Linked DNA regions of Homo sapiens: region 1 is linked to region 2. A link is a loop called in an ENCODE intact Hi-C map of the cell type or tissue named here. Cell type or tissue: heart right ventricle. All regions are shown on one strand. Links, peaks and the distances in the headings refer to the core of each region. The heading gives the core; the rest is flanking DNA. Region 1 has its middle 6.2 kb from the start of SNHG5. Region 2 has its middle 50 kb from the start of LINC02535.

What was found. A loop is a pair of places that touch in the nucleus more often than their neighbours do. Peaks named below come from ENCODE experiments on the same cell type or tissue, not always from the same donor. Only the 100,000 strongest peaks of a DNase experiment are listed, where the experiment ranks them.
Region 1: a loop joins it to region 2, with 4 times the contacts of the local background. A loop is called at or near these places in 19 of 110 quality-filtered maps.

What each region holds. Positions count from the first base shown.
Region 1 is chr6:85,683,568-85,686,385 of GRCh38, forward strand. No RefSeq gene overlaps it. Among named protein-coding and RNA genes, the nearest start is that of SNHG5, 6.2 kb to the left of the region's middle. In heart right ventricle, for the core only: no CTCF peak of the experiment used is centred there; no DNase peak of the experiment used is centred there.
Region 2 is chr6:85,353,473-85,356,290 of GRCh38, forward strand. No RefSeq gene overlaps it. Among named protein-coding and RNA genes, the nearest start is that of LINC02535, 50 kb to the right of the region's middle. RefSeq lists a silencer at 1,627-1,676. In heart right ventricle, for the core only: no CTCF peak of the experiment used is centred there; a DNase peak (open chromatin) is centred at 1,709.

The DNA.
Region 1 (2,818 bases), core at 53-2,552, 330 kb after region 2:
TGGAGTGGAGCCCAGGTGGCTTAGAGAATGGCAGCTAGTTACTGGTTTGGGAGCAAGGAAAATAAGATAATTCCATTTTGGTTGTGTTAATTTTTGGGTGGAACATTGGTTGGTTATGGTTGTCCAATGGACCATCAGAAATGTGGACCTGAAGGCAGAGAAGAATCAGCACTAGAGGAGGACCATTGGCAAACACTAATGTAGAAGGGATGATTGAAGCTATGTGAACAGATGAGTGTGGAGAGAAAAGGAAAAAAGAGCCAATGGTGGTGGCCTAGAATTAGAATTAGTACTATAGTGTGTGCAAGTAGCTTACAGTAGACAGCCTTAAAAAGATAGTCAATATAAAGATCTGGTTACAAAATTATAAGAAAAAAGTACACAAAGATTTTGGTTAAATCATGGGAGAAACATGTATAAGAAGTTAAGTATTGCAGGCATAATTACCTTATTCCAAAACAGAAAAATAGCCTTAAAAAAGAATTAACAAATTATATGACAATTGAGAAACAAAGGAATTGTATCTCTTAGTCTAATATTCTTTTTAAATTTTTCCCCAATATCTGATCTGGCCAGTAAATTCTAGGTTCCATGGTAGGACAGCCAACTGTAAATCTTACGAATACTCCAAGAAATAGTAAAGTTAAAGAGTTAAATTAGGGAAAATATCTTGTGTATGTGGAAACATTAAGGAGGCAGGTTGGTTCTTGAGTCTGAAGTTCAGAAGAGAGGTCAGGGCTTGAGTGTCATTGGCATGAATAAGGAATTTAAAGCCTGACATGAGTGAGATCATCAGAGAAAATATAAATACAGAAGAGGAAGAAGCCCAGGACAGGACACTGAAACACTGCAAAGTTTAGAGTTCTAGTAGAAAAGGAAGAGCAAACAAAGGAGACGCCTTGGGAAAACTGGAGAATATGATACCTCACAAATGAAGTAAAAAATTTTAGGAAGAGGTAGGTGAATTGGGTTCAATGTTTCTGAAAGATCAAGTAAGAACAGAAATGACCACTGGATTTGGCAACATGAAGATCACTGGTGATCTTGTAAACACAGTCTCAGTGGAATCATGATGATGGAAGTCTACTTGAAGAGATTGAGGTAAGAAGGCAGAAATAGGTCACTAGGTAGAGAGGGATGTAAGGACAAGGCACTCCTTTGTAAATAGGAAATACTAGAGTATATATGTTCATGGGAGTTATTTAATAGAGGGACAGTATTTATGATGCAGGACAAAGAGGCAAAAGTTATAGGAGCCAAGCCCTTGAGAAGCCAAGAGGAGATCCTTTCCAGAATACAAATGGAGATCTTTGATTGGAATAGGGACACTTCATCTGTTTCATTTGTTGAAAGAGAAGGCAGGTATTGGGAAAGGCTATCATGTGCAGCCTGTCCACCCATGCATGGCCACATGAGTGTGCCTTGTGACATGGGCCTAGAAGACTTTTTTTCGTTGAGATAAGGAGTCCTTACATCCTGAGTTGGACATGTCACCTTATTTGGTAGTATCTTTCCATGTTCCGGGCTTGATGTGTACTTCTTTGTTCTTTGTTCTGCTTAAAGTATGTGCAGCACACAGCACCTGGCCAATCCCAGTACTATTACCTATTCCTAGTTGGAAAGGAAGGGGTTTCTTTGCCCACAGCCCAGGTAGGATGCATAGAGACCATTATGCTGTGTCAGCTGCCTGGCAAGACCCACTGCGGGGTACCATACTCAAATCGAAGCTAATCTTGCTCTGTCTCTTCTCTATGTGAGTAAAGTGTTGTTCTATCCAGTACCTCTGTGAATTGTCTTTCCTGGTGATCCTGTCACCTGCAAACCATGCAGTGGGATGACATCCTCGGACTGCTCCTCCTTACGGTAGACAACAGGTGTTACTTGCTCGACAATTTGGCACAGCAAGCAGGGTCTGCCAGTCCAGCCATCTCAGGATGGTGCCAGCTCCCTGAGGGGATGATGGGCTGACTGAGCTGCTGGCTTCCCTCTGGTTGCATGGGGGGGTACATGGGAGTTGACATTCTCCCTGTTAACAAGAATAAACTGGTACAATGGATGAGGGTAGAAATGCAAGAGGTGGGCCCTATGAAAAATATAGGATAACTATACCTTGGCTCTGGCTAGCCAACTTTACACTCCCAAACCATCTGCCGACTCTCACTGTGTCCCAGGGGTTGCAGAAAATGCCTGAGGGGAATCAAAGGCCCCCACACAGGAAACTCCTCCTGCTCTGGTCACTTACAAGTCCCAAGTAAGACCTGTTTTCAGTATCACGTAATCATCGATGGTGTTGCTGAAAATGAAACTTAAAATGAGTACCTTCCTTGAAAATGAAATAAGACTGAAAAACAGACATGGGCAGAGGCCAGGGGAGTCCTAGGTGGCTTTGGTAGTTACTTGTTTGATGAGGTGGTGTTGTACGCTTTAGTGTCTCATACTGAGTGGCTCAGTATAGGTAAGCTAACCACTGACCCCCTGCTGCAACATTATTTTGCTTACATTGAACAGGACAACCAACAGGACAGGGATAGAGATGAGTCCTAGCTGCTCTTGATCTAGGTTGAAAAGATCTTGATAATGGTCTTCCCAACTGTGGGGGACTTCCTAAAATCCACTCGAAAGCCATCCATAAAGCCAAAATCACTCTTAAGGAAAAAGTCATACCTGACTGTGTGACCCTGCTCCCAGCATATGGATGATGCAGTGGAAGCCTTCATGTGACAGAGGTCTCCCCAAACCTGAAGACCCCATTATCCCTACTGTTGTTTCCTGAAATGATCATGGGGAAGCAATGGAAAAACTCCACTGAGTGTCCAGC
Region 2 (2,818 bases), core at 285-2,784:
GCAGAGCAAAGGCACACATACCTATGGCTGGAAATTGCAGATACAGGATTCTAGACAGAGATCTCCCATGTGGAATTACATTTTTGCAAGGGCATAGACACTTACCCAAGAGGTAAAATAAAAGATGTGTGTGCTGGTCCATTCTAAAAGAGATACAAAGTTACTGAGGTAAAACTTGCTAAAGGTTATCTGAAATATGTTTCACCACCTTATGCCTAACAATGTCCAGGCTTTAAAAGAAAAGGCTAAATATTCCCTAAGATTGGTAGAGAGGATCCCTTTGGAGAGCACTGTTAGAGTGCTAAGCCTCCTCCACTTGCCATGGGTGGTAGGTCCCCTCCAACCTATTCCCATGTGAGGGCCACTTGACAAGATTCCCTGGAGCCTGGAGGACACAGTGGCTGATAATGCCTGGAGGTGCCAGGAGGGGAGGAGGTTTCAAGATAGGGCTGCAGTACTTCTGACCATAGGGAGATACAGTTCCTAAAGCCAGAAGGGACCCCATGGAAGATAGCAAGCTTGCAACATCCAGAAACAACTCTACCCAAAAGGTCTATCTGCCATACTAGATGACCCAGCAGAGAGGGTCTGTGTGGGGTGTACCACCAGAGGCAGGAGTGGTAGATGGTGTCAGAGAAAGGTACAGAGACAGGTTCCCTCAGGGAGTAGAGGTCTCCAAATAGCTCCAGATGTGTTCCCACATCACACAGTCATCTGCCACTGCAAGAGGGCATCATCCCAAACTGCAATCTGAGCCAGTCATGTACCTTGAAGATCAAGGACACCACAGAGCAAGTCAGAGAAGTGTAGAAGACGCTGATGTCTGAGCCTTTCCAGTCCAAGCCAGGCAAGGGCAGGGATGTTTTCATTTGAATGAGCGATTAAAGCTTTTGTTTAGATCACTCTGGACATTTTAAAGGCTTTTAAAGGAGGCTATAAATTAATACCTAAAAGTGACATCAAAATCTATGGGATCTGCTCAAAAAATCAATAAAGGATTGGGAAGTGAGATTTCCACATGGCATATGTGAAAGAAGTGGCATGAGAACATAAAATTATTTTTAATGACATCTGCCACACGGAGGCCAAATATTACATGAATATTTTGCCATATTGGCTTAGATCCTCCTTTTTAAAAAATATAAGGCATTACAGATACAGTAACAGTCCCTCCTTCCCATTACCACTTACCTCCCTCCCTTCCCAGGTGCAACCTCTATTCTAAAGTTGGCGTGTACAGTTCCTGCCTGTGTTTTTATATTCTTCCAATGTAATTATGTATTTGAAAACAGTATATAGTACGTGCTGGAAATTTTTAGCATGATATCTATAGTCCTTTCTAACTATAATTCTATGATATAGTGTGACTTTTTTTATTTTAGTAAAATAATAAAAGTGAAGGGACTTTTCCAATTCCCTCTCTCTACACTTTTGCCTCACTGATCATGAAATACTACAGCTCATGGAGTGATATACAGAGGTCTGTCTATCCTTAAAAAAAAAAAAAAAAATTATTAAGAGATGGGGTCTCACTCTGTCACCCAGGTTGGACTGCGGTGGCACAATCATAGCTCACTGCTGCCTCAAACTTCTGGGCTCATGAGATAACTGCTGCCTTAGCCTCCTGAGTAGCTGGGATTACAGGCATAAGCCACCCCGCCCAGCTGTGCTGTGCTAAATTAAAGGAAGCAAAGCAAGAGGGTTGCAGTGGGAAAGAGCGCCCGGTGCAGATGCAGCAGGTGTCCAGCAGAGGGCGATATCATCTAATAAAAGTGCACACGCCTGGGTGGTTGCTTCGAATAATTGAGCCACTGTATACTTTTAAGATAACATTTTAAGTTCTAGAAGATAATATTCTTAGAAAACACAAGCCTGATCATATGAATTATTTGCCCAAGGTGACAAAGCTAGTTAATATTTACTACTTCTGCCTTCCAATCCAGTGCTCTGGTAGGTCTGTCGGCTGCCCTGCAAACATTCAACAGATATAAGAAATCAAATTGGTCTAAATCAAATCACCGATAATATTTGTACTTTTTATTAAATGTGTTATGATTTTTTGGTGCCAGTTTTAAGCCTGCAACATACTCAACAGGGCACTTTAGTCACCATCAAGATGATTTCAGAGTTTGAGGAAACAACAAGAAACAAAGAATTTGCAAGTGGATAAAATTATTTAAAAATTATAAAATCATACTGAAGCAGGAATATTTTTAACCCAAAAAACAAACTTTAAGTTCTAATTCTTTACATTTATTCTAAGCATATGTTGATAATGTTTTATATGACATTTTTAGAATGATATCAAGTGTACATTCTATTGACTACCCAGTTGGGATAGAAATATTAGTCAGATTAGGACAGTTTATGCTGAAATTACAAAGAAAGCTCACCATCTCATAGCCAAAACGATAAAGCAGGAGTCAGAAAACAAGGCCAGAACCTGCTTTTTTGCAAAGTTTTACTGAAACACAGATACACCCATTTGTTTGCATATTATCTGAGGCTGCCTTTGAGTATCAATAGCAGTTGAATAGTTGCCACGCATATCTTCAATGTCAATGGCCTCTTGACCTGCAAAGCCTAAAATGTACACTACTTGTCTGTCTTAGTCCATTTGTGCTGCTGTAATAGAATACCACAGATTGGATAATTTATAAACAGAAATGTATTGACCCACAGTTCTGGAGGAACTGGATCTTGATATTGGGAACTCCAATATCAAGGCATGACAGGTTTGGCCATTCTGACTCTATGATGACACATGGAACACTGCATCCTCTGGAGGGAGAATGCTTGGCTTCACATGACAGAAAGG